Regions from separate parts of the Homo sapiens genome. Here region 1 is linked to region 2. A link is a contact called in ENCODE Hi-C or POLR2A ChIA-PET data. All regions are on one chromosome and are shown on one strand. The core of a region is the stretch at or near the end of the contact, and the rest is flanking DNA. Distances in the headings are between cores, read along the strand shown.

The links. Hi-C counts contacts between places; a loop is a spot of excess contacts on that map. ChIA-PET counts read pairs that join two places held with the same protein, here RNA polymerase II (POLR2A). Pooled maps may share reads with other maps.
Region 1: a loop to region 2 is called in a map of naive thymus-derived CD4-positive, alpha-beta T cell, with 17 times the contacts of the local background. The contact joins two enhancer-like sites. A Hi-C loop is called at or near these places in 4 of 168 maps with a recorded cell type or tissue (CD4-positive, alpha-beta T cell, CD8-positive, alpha-beta T cell, K562 and 1 more) and 11 of 50 pooled maps. POLR2A ChIA-PET finds 5 or more read pairs at or near these places in 1 of 52 experiments (activated CD8-positive, alpha-beta memory T cell).

The regions. Positions count from the first base shown.
Region 1 is chr3:16,549,119-16,555,438 of GRCh38, forward strand. No RefSeq gene overlaps it. Among named protein-coding and RNA genes, the nearest start is that of LINC00690, 16 kb to the left of the region's middle. Within about 2 kb of position 1,818, at least 3 of the 41 ENCODE cell types and tissues checked have a DNase peak (open chromatin) inside an H3K27ac peak, as active enhancers do.
Region 2 is chr3:15,627,276-15,633,981 of GRCh38, forward strand. All of the region lies in intron 1 of BTD (biotinidase), which reads left to right. Among named protein-coding and RNA genes, the nearest start is that of BTD, 29 kb to the left of the region's middle. Within about 2 kb of position 3,561, at least 12 of the 41 ENCODE cell types and tissues checked have a DNase peak (open chromatin) inside an H3K27ac peak, as active enhancers do.

The sequences.
Region 1 (6,320 bases), core at 568-3,067, 920 kb after region 2:
AATAATATTCAGCCATAATAAATTAGAAAAAAATGATGAGAAATGGGAAAAATATCCCATTTACAAAAGCAACCAAAATCAAATACTCAGGATCAAACACAGAAGAAAAACAAAACGACCTAAGGACATGGAAGAAGACTTGAAATGCAGGGAAACATCACGCACCTGAATGAGAAGGCTCGGGGCCGACATAATGTCAATTATTTCCAAATCAATCTGTGAATTTAATCCATCTTTAATTTTTTAACTTGACAAACTGATTTTTAAATTCTACTCAAAGAATAAATATGTGAAAGTAACTAAAATAATTTTTTTTAAAAGGAGCCAGGTGTGGTGGTTACGGGACTGTATTTCTAGTTACTCTGGAGGCTGAACTGAGACAGAAGGATTGCTTGAGCCCAGAAGTTTAAGACCAGCCTGGGCAACATAGTGAGACCCCATTTAAAAAATTAAAGGGGATAGCTGTTACTAGATAGTAAGATATATTTCAAAATTACTCTAATTTGGGAATTTGATACCAACATAGGAATGAGAAAATTGATTACTGAACCAGAAATCAGAATTTATCATATACTGATTGGTATGTGCAATTGGTAGGAAAAGGAAAGATTAATTAAATAGTCTGGGAACAACCGGCTTGAAACTAATATACTAAAATAAATTCCACAGGGATTAAATACAAAAATAAAACTACAATAGAACTCAAAGAAAATACAAGTAAATATTTTCCCATTTACCAGAACTCATCCATATGGCTCAACTCAACCGCAGGGGAGGCTTGAAAACGTGTGTGGCTCTTTGGGAAGCACTCACTGTTACTGCCATAGATACCTAACCTATTTCTAGGAATGAGGGAAAGGATGAAACAAAGGATTGAAACCGAAGGGCTTTCTGCCTATCCTTATGTTTATCAAAAAATTCCAATACCCAAAATACACCATCCCACAATTATAATTGGTTGCATAGGCAAAGCTTCTCTTTCTCATTTGATAATCCTGTATATCTTTATAAGGAGCACATTTTTAGCTGATATTCCAGCTGCATATTGGAATTACATCTGTTCTCATTCTCTTGTTAATAATGTTAATAACGAAGCTTGACTAATAAATTGCAAGGGCTAACTTTGGAGTGACTGGTTCAAAATTCCTTGCTAGTGAGGAAAACAAAAGAACAAATATATTTTAAGAATAGATCCACCATAATAACATGCTGATGGTCAAAACTGATCAGGTAATTTGGATGAAGCCTCACACCTTCTTACACTTTGCAAAAGAAATAGCAGGAAAGGACAGACAAGCCTGGGCTCCTGTTCAGCCCTGGGGAGGAAGCAGGTACAATGGAGCTGGCAGTGTGGTCATTCCTGCTGTGCCAAGCCAATTTGCTTGAACTTGAAACAGAAGTGTTAACCTCACGGCACGCAAGTCCACCCATCCTCTGCTTTTGCCCTCCTTGGGGGCTTTCAGTGGCGCTTGTTGGGGGGAGAAAAAGGTGCTTGTTTTATTCCCAGTTGTACAGAGCAGCTGATCAGTGTCTGCACGACTTCTTGAACAAAGAATGTATTTCAGACCTTCTTATTGCTTGCTTACTTCATTTAACATTTAACAGATGTCAGTTGTGACACACACACACTTTCTCCCTAGGCAATGGATTAAGGCAAATTTCATTTTATGCCTGGCACGAAAGCCATGCTACATTGTATATTGAAAGACTTTTTTTTTTTTTTAAGAGAGAAAGAGGGGAAAAACAATTCTGCCTTAAAATCCCTAATAATGCAAGAAAACCAATTTCCGCAAAGGCATTGTCCTGGAAAGCTTTGTTGGTTTATGGTGCCACCTAATGGGGATGTGTCAGATTACACAAGGGCTATTGCATCAGGTCGCACACCCTGTCATGGTGAACACACTGGTGGTGTGTGGCTGGGAATGCAGTTTATGCAGATGCCTGTGCTGGATGAGATGTTATCGTCACGTACTGTGTCTATGTCTAGTTATTTAACCTTGGGCAAGTCCCTCCACGCCTCTGAACTCAAGGATCCTCACCTAAAGGAGGCTTCTGGATGCCTTCTTTGTGAGACTGTTCACAGGACAAAGAAAAGGTGTACTTGGCTGGGCGAGGTGGCTCATGTCTGCAATCCCAACACTTTGGGAGGCTGAGGCAGGAGGATCACTTGAGGCCAGAAGTTTGAGACCAGCCTGGGCAAGATGGCAAGACCCCATTTCTACAAAATAAAAATTAAAAAATTAGCTGGGTGTGGTGTGTGAGCCTGTATCATACTCCATATCTGGGTAACAGAGAGACTCTGTCAAGAAAGAAAGAAAGAGAAGAAAGAGGAGAAAGAAAGATGAGAAAGAAAGAAAAAAGAGAAAGAGAAAAAAGAAATAAAGAAAAGGAAGAGAGAGAAGGAAAGAGAGGGAGTGAGGAAGGAAAAGAAGGAAGGGAGCAAGGAAACAAAGGAAGAAAAAGAGGGAAGGAAGAAGGAAGGAAAAAGAGAAAGAAAAGAAAGAGAAAGAAGAAAGAGAAAGAAAGGAAGGAAGAAGAAAGAAAGAAAAAGAAAGAAAGAAAGGGGAAAGAAAAGGTATATTTGAAATGGAGACATAGCCCAAGGCTCTTAAACTCAGGGTTATGTCAGTCATGATGTAATAAAATCATGAGGCCCTACATATATTGTTTTTCTCCTTTTGGTATAAGCTTGGGTTTCAGAGCCATGTTTTTCGACGCCAGTAAAACTTCCAGCACTAGCATGGAAATGAACTGCAGTCGATGGCTGCCCTCAAGGTTGGAGAGGGGATAGGAAACTGGGGCTGCGTTGAACTGGACAACACTTGTCTGGTCTCAGGTGGATGACTGGTGTCAGCCCAGAATGGCCAGGAGGTGTGGCAAGATTTTCCTGTTTGCCTAAAGAAAGTAACCACTTGGGATCTCCTGCTTGTAAATGTTGGCCCAAGTTTTTGAACTCTACAGGGGCTAAAGAAATCATCCCCGAGGACTGAGTTCAGCTTGTGGGTCTCCAGCTTGCGCTCTCTGCTGTTCATTGCTATAGTCTTGCAAGAAGGTGGGTGCTAGGTGTGGAGCCCACTCTATCCAGGGTACTCTATCTGTGGGGAAGGGGGGCTCAATGCTCCATGTCTTGGGGGAGGATAGTGGGAATCTAGTGGCAGAATCAGGAGTGGGGACCTGAATCATTATGTTACTGGCCTGAGGCCAGAAGCTCAGCCTGGTGGAGGCCTAGGTAAGGCCTTCCCTGGTTGTCAATCCTCCTTCCTCGCCACCATGTCTTTCTCTCCTCTTCCTTGGAACGGCTTTCCCTGAAGCCTCCAGGCTTCTCTGATGAGATCCCCTCAAGAGCTAAACAGTTACTGGACACCATTGAGAAGAGTGCCAGACTGAGAGTCAGACCTGTGCATACACACTTGCTGTGTGGCCTTGAGGGGGAACCTCCACCTCTCTGAGTCTTTGTTTCCTCATTTATAAAGTGGGGAGGAAGAGAAAAGCCTTTCCCAGCTTCTCAGGATGGCACCTGGGTACAGATCATAGAGATGATGCATGAGGCGTGCTTTGTGAACTTGAAAGTGCTGAGCAGTACTTGGTTATTGTAAAACAATGACATCTACTTTGAATAATTCTTAAATCCTGGTACAGAATTAAGAAAGGATCATCTATTCATTTAGTCAACTATTTGTTCAAGAAATACGTACTGAGCCTCCATTATGTGCCAGGTACGTCTAAGCAATGACTAAGACAGACATGGATTGCCTGTCATGGAATGTCAATTCTAGAGTAGGAGGTAGAGAATAGGGAAGAAAGGAGGGAAAGAGGGAAGGAGGGAAGGAAGGAAGGAAGAAGGGAAAGAAGGAAGAAGGAAAGGAAGGGAAGGGGGGAAGGACAGAAGGAATGAGGGAGGGAGGAAAGGAAGGAAGGAAAGAAGGAGGGGAGAAGGGGAGGAGGGAGGGAGGGAAGGAAAGAAGGCGGCTTGAAATTGGCCATGATGAGTATTTACACCACCAACATTGAAAAACTCAGTAAATCAGGGTCCTTCCTGCAGGCTGACTTTTAAATATTTGCCATCAACTACTGAAGCCAGAGATTAGAGTGAGGAGCCAGAGGAGGATTCTGAGTGCAGGAGAAACACAATTTGCTATCAATTTTATCCATTTTTCAAAGTTTCCTCTTCATGATGTGGAGAATAGGCTGCAGCCAGGCACAGCAGCAGCGGGAGTATCAGCCTAGAAGGCTGTGAAATAACACAGGCATGAGATGCAAGGTTGGGCTAGCAATGGAGTAGCCAAACACGGATGGTTGGGATATGATGGGGGGCAAGGCTGATGGCATTCATTTGTGGATTGGCTGTGGGGTAAAGATAGAGACACAGCTGGTGAATCATACAGACACACTCTGTTCATGAAGAGCTTACACTTTAGTGGGAGAAACAAAGCAGGCAGTCAGCTAGGACTCCCACAAATATTTAGTTATAGTGGCTCTCGATGACATATAACGCAGGGAAACCTAGCCAAGTTTGGAAATGACATTTAAGCTTTGCTAAGGTGAGGTACGGTACAATCACACACCCATGGAGATATTTACATATTTCCTCCACAACTGATTTGGTTCTGCAAACATGCAAGGCCCCAAACATGTCATTCGCTAGTAATGGACTATGGCAAGGAGGAATCAGGAACGTGGAAGCTTTCAAAAATTGCCTACCCACCCAACTTCTGGGTTTTGCCTGTTCCGTCAGGATCCGCTGTGAGCTGCTAGGGTAATGGGGCAAACGGTGGAGATGCAAATGAAAATAGAAATGCTGAGAGAACAGGTTATCTAGTGGAAAGAGGGTGCCAAAGGAAGCAGGGTAGCTAGTGTGAGTGGACTGTTTGATACAGTTTGGGAAAGAGAAAGTTTTGGAGGAGAGCAGGTACCCTGATAAGGGGAGTCTTGAGGAAGCAGATAGGCGATGAGTTTCTTCAGGGCTGATGAATGGTTGTGTTATTCAACCGGTTCTGCACTGACCACCATGTGACTTTGCTCCTAAGAAAAAGCAGAATATATTTCCCCACCCCTGGATTTGGGGTTTGGCCATGTAATTTGCTTTGGCTGAAAGACGGAGATGAATGGGAGTGACAGGGAGCCAGTTATGAGATTTCTGCCTTAAAGGCTTTCCACATTTGCCATTGCCATCTGCCATTGTTTGCCACACGAGGAGAATGAGAGACACACGCTGCAGAGCCAGCCCAGCTGAGCCCTGCCTATGTCAGCCAAAAAGCAGCTGACCTGCAGACATGAGAGCAGTTATAAATGATCATTGCTTTACCCTGCCGAGTCTTGAGGAGGTTTTTGCACAGCAACAGCTGACTAATGCAGGGCTTTACTGTGTGTCCCACAGTGTAGTTTGGCTTTTCCTCATTTGACTTAAGTAGAGACTTTAATTAGTTCTAAATGCTTTCCAAATGGTTACTATTTCTTTTGATAGTATTGAAACTGCCTTTGCAAAAACTATGTCAGTGAGAAAAATTATAACAGTAAGCTGAGCTAAATTGTTGCAGGTAGTTAGATGGGCATGAGCGGGGCAGGAGAGTGCTCTTCCCCCACCTACTAGGAATGTCAGGTGATGGTCTGACAGCTATCACACTGTCTCTGTAAAAATGGTCATGCGGGGACCTGGGTGCCGTGGCTCACACCTGTAATCCTAACACTTTGGGAGGTGGAGACTGACAGATAGCTTGAGTCCAGGAATTCAAGACCAGCCTGGACAACAAGGCGAAATCCTGTCTCTACAAAAAATACAGAAATTAGCCAGGCGTGGTGGCACCCACCTGTAGTCCCAGCTACTCAGGAGGCCAAGGTGGGAGGATCAATTGAGCCCTGAAGGTTGAGGCTGCAGTGAGCCGTGATTGCACCACTGTACTCCATCTTGGGCGACAGAGCAAGACCTTGTCTCAAAAAAAAAAAAAAGCTTTTGTTACCATAAGTAGTTAGGCAGACACGAGCAGGGCAGGAGAGGGCCCCCTTCACCAGGAATGTCAGGCGACCATCAGGTGATGATCAAGTGGTTGTTAAACTGTCTCTAAAATACAAATTGGTTGCAGCCGGTGCCAGGGAAAGGCAAGCTCTCAATAGATAGAAAACACCTGAAACTGATGATCAGCAGCTTCCTGATAAGATCTCAGGAGCTGGGTGAGTGAACTCAAGCATGCACACTAAGAGGCAAAATGGTGGAATTAACCGGTATATGACCTTCCTCTGGGAATACTCCACCGGTAAGGGAAAAATGTTTCAAGTCAGCTTGCATACAACTTCAGTAAACACACTGCACATGTGGCCCCTCC
Region 2 (6,706 bases), core at 2,311-4,810:
AGGGTCCTGCAATCACAGCTCACCGCAACCCCTGCCTCCCAGGCTCAAGTGATGCTCCCATCTCATCCTTCCGAGTAGCTAGGACTACAAGTGCATGCCACCATGCCCAGCTAATTAAAAAAATTTTTTTTTGGTAGAGACAGTGTTTCTCCATGTTGCCCAGGCTAGTTTCAACCTCCTGGGCTCAAGCAATCCTCCTGCCTCACCCTCCCAAAGTGTTGGGATTACAGGCATTAGTTACTGTGCCTGGCCTCTCTTGGTAATTTTGACTATGCCACTCCTAAATATATGCCTCTTGGCCTCTGCATGAGAGAAGGTGGCCTTTGATGTGTTATTTCCAGCACTGTGGTTTACTTTAGCTTTTTAAATTGTTTCTTTCATAATTTCTACTATCATCCAGCGTCAGTGTTTCTAGCCTATCCTATTAAGGGTTATTCTTTTGTTTTGTTTTGTTTTGTTTTTTGAGATGGAGTTTCGCTCTTATTGCCCAGGCTGGAGTGCAATGGCACGATCTCGGCTCACTGCAATCTCTGCCTCCGAGGTTCAAGCTATTCTCTTGCTTCAGCCTCCCAAGTAGCTGGGATTACAGTGCCTGCCACCACGCCTGGCTAATTTTTTGTGCTTTTAGTAGAGTTGGGGTTTCACCATGTTGGCTAGGCTGGTCTTGAACTCCTGACCTCAGGTGATCTACCCACCTTGGCCTCCCAAAGTGCTGGGATTACAGGCATGAGCCACCATGCCCAGCCCCAAGGGTTATTCTTTTGATTTGGGGAACAGGGTTCCTTGGCCCTATTACCCACCACATTGTTCTCCACTCTTTGCATCCTGAGCATCTCCATCTGCATTTTTCACTCCTGAGTACTGGCAGAGATGAGCACAAGGGTAATGGGACTTGATGTAGTGACATTGTATCCACCACATGCTTAGAGAGGTTACATCCACCACAAGCTTAGAGATTCTGTATCCACCACAGGCTTAGAGAGGTTGTATCCATCATACAGTTATGTTGCATCCACCATACATCTAGAGATGTTGTGTGCACTATACAATCAGCAATATTGTGTCCATCATACATTTAATAATCACAAAGCCATTACATGGCCCACATTTCTGAGCACATCTTCCCTGAAAATTTTGACACGTAGTTCTAGGACATCACATTTTCCATGCACTGGTTCTTTTTCTTCTGGATGTCAAGCCCTCAGGTCCACATTATCTAGAAGGTGTTCTTTAAGGTAGTCCAAGAAGGAAATGGGTAAGAAATTTCCCAAAGGCTTTTAAAAGCAATACCTTGCTGACACTCATTGAAACTCATTTCAGAGAATTTGACGATGGTTTTTGGAAGCCATAAGCATTCCAGAAGAACAGAGTAGCTAGAAGTGCCCCCACCATTCATGTGTCCCAGGACTGACTGACAGTGGAAAAGCTTTATGTGTGTGTATTTTCCTTGCTGCCTGGTCAAGGTCTCCAATCAATAGTTTAAGACTTTTTCACAGTTCATTTTCGACCACCGAAGATTTCCTTTAACTTTCCTGCAAACTCAAATATGCATTTAAAAATAATCTGTTTCATTTTTGCAGGATATGGTTGAAACATTTTTCAGATTATCTAGTCTACCATATTGCCCCCCACCTTTTTTTAAATCAGGAATTTTATTTAAGTAAAAACCAATAACAACCTGGTTCTTCAATGGTATTCCTGCCATAGCTAAGACAAGCACTGAGTCCTTTAACTGACCTGCATCAAATTGTTTAGGGGAGATTTTTCCTTCTAGTTTGAGTGTTTAATGCTTTCTTTGCTGCTTATTTTCATTAAATATGGTAGAAATACTTTGAAATCTGCCCAGATTCCATCAGCCCTATTGGAGAGGCACCTGAGAAATGAAGATGATGTTTCTGACTCATAACTTTCTTTGACATAAGGGAACAATAGGAGTCAGAATATAGGATATACATTCCTCTATCTTCTACTCAATTGGTTCTCCAAGTGTGACTCAGACCAGGAGCATCAGCATCACCTTGGAATTTGCCATAAAATGCAGATTCTCAGACCCTATTCCATACCTACTCAATCAAAACTTCCAGGCATGGGCTCCAGAGATCTGTGTGTTCAAGCCTTCAGGTGACTCTGATGGCGTGCTTACATTTGAGACCCTCTGCTCTGGTCTGATCACCCAGAATCTCCCTTGGGAGAGCTACCTTGAAATTTCTGCTTATTTCCCCTGCAGCGTATTGAAGACTCCACGGTGGTTGTTTTGTTTTGTTTTGAGATGGAATCTCACTCTGTCACCCAGGCTGGAGTGCAATGGTGCGATTTGGGCTCACTGCAACCTCCGCCGCCCGAGTTCAAGCGATTCTCCTGCCTCAGCCTCCCGGAGTAGCTGGGATTACAGACACGTGCCACCATGCCCGGCAAACTTTTTGTATTTTTAGTACAGACAGGGTTTCACCTCCGCAGTGGTCATTAAAGCTTGACCACTAAATTGCCCTGGTTCTTCAACATGCACTAGGCAGGCTGGACCAGAAGCCAGGAGACCTGGCTCCCAGTCTCATTATCATTACTAACCAGTCCTGGAGTTTTCCCTCACCATGAAGATGGAATTTTTACCATCTGCTTTCTCTGCTTTGTGTGGCAGGAAGATAAAAAAATAATAATAATGGATATTCAAACGGTTTATATTGCATGTAAAATGCAATGTGGCATTGATTGTAGATCCCTTAATTCAGACAGATTTCCCCACGCAGACGCTGTGTGTCACAGGGGGAATGGGCAGCGTCACTTTTTACATCCAGTCATATTGTATGAAATTGCAACAAATTCAAAAAGATGCCATCGTGGGAGTGTGGTGAGTAAAAAACAGCTTTCATGAAACTCAAATCTTGAAAGTCAGATGCTTTCTGGGTCTTGTTTAACTGTAAAAGAGATAGATGAAGTATTAGAAATGGAGAAGGAAAGGGGGGAAAAGCCATCCATTTACTGCTTAAGAATGGCTCTGCTATTGCGATACCTAAGGTCACATGCGTAGCCACTTGGGTTAATGATACTCAGTTTGTCCACGGAGTGGCAGTAGCAACTGTCTGAGAATCAGTCTCAGCCGGGGTTCCTTCTGTCTATAGAAAGTGAAAGACAGACTGTTATTCAAATTCCATGTGCAAAAAAGCCTTCTTACATTAAATACCTGGGCATTTCAGGAAGAAGTTTTATTTGACTTAAACTGTGAAGGCAGTTTCTCATTTGAGGAAAAGAAAGATATAACGTGTTTCAGTTGAAATGTCAAGATCCTTTGATTGCACATTTGGTTTCCTAGGATAAATTATTCTAGCCAATGGAGCAGAAACTGGCTAATCAAAGGCACAGTGCACAGTTACACTTCTGTATATCATTCTCTTTTTTTAAAATAATAGCTGGAATTTTTTTTGAAAGTGAAATTACAATTTACCACCTCAACTCAGAGGACATATTAGCTTGATAACTTATTCACAGTTGCTGGTGAGTTCAGGCTTAAATCATCAGCTGTCACTCACAAGTGTTTACCCTTGAACTTTCCGAATGAGACATCAAACGTCTTGGTAGTGGGTGGGTTTAAACAAAGCTGCCCACGCGAGAACCATTGTGGAGCTTCTTGTTCCAGGGGCCGGTCACGGACAAGCTCATGACCAGCACACTCAGATGTGACAATCAGATAACAAGAGGCAAGAGAAGACTTTCTGGGAAATAAAAGATCATTTTTGTGATTTCTTTAAATTCAGATCATATAAATTAGGTGAAGATAGACATTATTTCTCCTGTTTATGTAAAAGAATTTAGACAATGAAGTCACGAAATTCATGAGAATAATTTAAAGACTGTTGGAACTTCCCAATGTTTTTCTTGGCATTCAGTCACTACACATAGAAATGTATACTATGCCGGTTCCTAATGACTTAGCAGTTCCCTCAGGCTTTGTTCCACAGGATGTGACATCTCCTCTGCCAACTTTTCCTGCCTCCTTTCCTAATCATAGGATTGCTATTCTCCCTGACAAGTAAAGAATGACAAGATATTTTATTAAAAAGATGTTTTATTTATCTTTTAAAGATTTTTTAATGTATGTATCTGCCTCTGAAATTATTAAGAATGCCTTAATAATAATCCCTCTCATTTTATTTCAGAAGACACTATTGTAATAGCATGGCTAGGAAGGAAACACAGCTAATTATTAAGATGAATCATTTAGCAAGGTGGGGAAAAATCCCTTGTGTGTAAAAATATCTAGTGATTGACATATTACCAAATTTACATGAAATAGATTTCCATGTAATTGAGACTGATTTTTCCTATTAGATGGAAAGAACCTTCCTGATCAGGACTGGTGTTGGGGGAATGTTTTCCTTATGAAATCAGAAGCAGAGCTTCTGTAGGGCCGTCCAAGATCAGGATGCTTACTTCAAGATGCCACTCTGCATCTCTCCCCACCTGCCAAGTGTTTCCTGTCTCCCAGATGCTTTCTATTGGCTTATTGTAAGGACTTTGACTTCTGCGCTACGTGAACTGGGGAGTCACTGGAAGAGTTTCAGAGGTGCACCTTGGTAGACTCAGGCTTTCTCTGGATCTCACTGGCTGCTCTTATGAGTCCAGAATGGAAGAGGATGAGGACAAATGCAGGGGGATGTTAGGAGACCACTAAGCAGGTCCCTGTCATTTCTCTCTCTGTGATTCCTTTTGCTGCCACTTTCTCCTTGTCCCCTTGGCTCCAGCCCCCTGCTGTCCTTGCTGTTTCTTGCACCCGCCCGTGAGGCATGCTCCTGCCTCAGGCTCTCTGCCTGCCGTGCTCTCACCTCGCAGACCCACGTGATTTCCTCCCGAACCCCCTTCAGGCCTCGGTCCAAACATCACCCTCTCATCGAGGTCTTCCTTGACCACACTGCTTAAAATTGTCCCCCTCGCCTCACCTTACCACCTTCACTGCCTCATTTCTCCTTTGTGCTTAATCACCATCTCACACAGTTATCCAGAGCACGAGCCCCACGAGGAAGGGTCTGTCTTGTCCACTGTTGGACCCCTGACACCTAACCCCTGGGGCTGGCCCACAGTTGGGAATTGCATGGCTGTCTGAAGCCAGCACCTTCCTGGTTCTGCTGTTCCCTGGAAGTGGGGTTCAGTACACCCCACGAGCCAAGGCCCTCATCTCAGAGGGCGTGCACATGGTTGCCTCAATTGTGCTTTCACACTGGACCCTTCCTGCAGTTTACTCTCCTATGTCAGATGCCCTTCAATGAAAGCAAGTACATTGCCACCTTGTCACACCTCTAGTTACCATTTTCTTTATGGTCCAGGTCCTGACCAGCTCTAAAGATGGGTCAGCTGCTGTATTTCCAAGAACCCCATGACTTCCAGGGCCCCTTGTTCCCAGGAAGGCCCCGCACCCCAGTCGTCCCGTGCATAACCTCACGGGCCAGCACCTGGTAGCTGCTGGAAGGCTTCTGGGGGATGCCTGGGCCCCTCCAGCCCTACCTCTAGTCCTGCCACTTTACAACTGAGCACCTCCCGCTGCTGCCTGCTGAACCCTTCAGAGTCCTTGCCACAGGCCCTATTTACTTTTTCCTGAGAAGGTATGTGTGATGCCAAAGAGAGAAAAGCAGCATTTGCTAATTTGGGTAAAATGTTTCTTTGGGAAGGGCAAATTGATGTACAGTTGTCCCTCAGTATCTGTTGGGACTGGTTCCAGGACCCCGTGGATACCGAAACCCTCAGATGCTCAAGTCCCTTATATCAAATGGTGTAGAATTTACATGTAACCTAAACACTTCCTCCTGTACACTTTAAATCATCTCTAGATCCCTTACACTACCTAATACAAACTAAATGCTATATAAATAATTGTTATACTGTATTTTTTAAATTGCTATTATTTTTTATTGTTGTGCTATTATTTTTATTGGGCTCCCTCCTCCCCCTCCCACCCCAGTAATTTCAATCCAAGGTTGGTGGAATCCATGGATGCAGAAACAATGGATACTGAGGGCCGGCTGACTAGACCTATTTTTATTGTAATTACTCATTCTCTTCTACCTCATTAAGCTTGGTTCTTTCAAGCATGAATACCTGGTTGAATCTGCATAACCTCTTATTATCGACCTACCTTTGTTCACACACAAATGATTGCCACTTAGAGCTCTCCTACCGGGCTCCTTTTGTAAAATAAATTTTATCTTCTCCAGATAGAAAGAAATGTGATACCTTGCGGATTTTGCGGTTTCCTTGTTTTGCTGGATTGCAAGTCCTTTAGACATAAACAAATGTTCTGTACCCCGACATCGGTGGTACCCAGCTCTCAGTTGAGAAAGAGATGTAATGTGAATGCCACTCTTGGCCCCAGGCACTCCTCACTTGCCCCCACTGGGGACTGGTTCATACCCTCCTCTCCTGGCCTCAGTTTCCATACCTCTTAGTGAGGCCTTTGCGTTATACTTCAGAAATATTGTCAGTATGACTTTGAAGATGAAAGTTTGCCCCCAAAATCACTCTCTGTTATCATTGTGAAACCAGAGATGGAATGGAAAAATGGGTTTCTGAGACATTTTAAATTATTCCTTGCTTGTCTTTAGAGGCAAAATTCAGATAAGAAAGCTTATCAATTATACTTTTGTTTCTACTCAAAAACTCATGACTGCTCACTCAAAGACTCCTTGTTCTTATCTTAAAACATTGTTTACAGTGTCCCAGA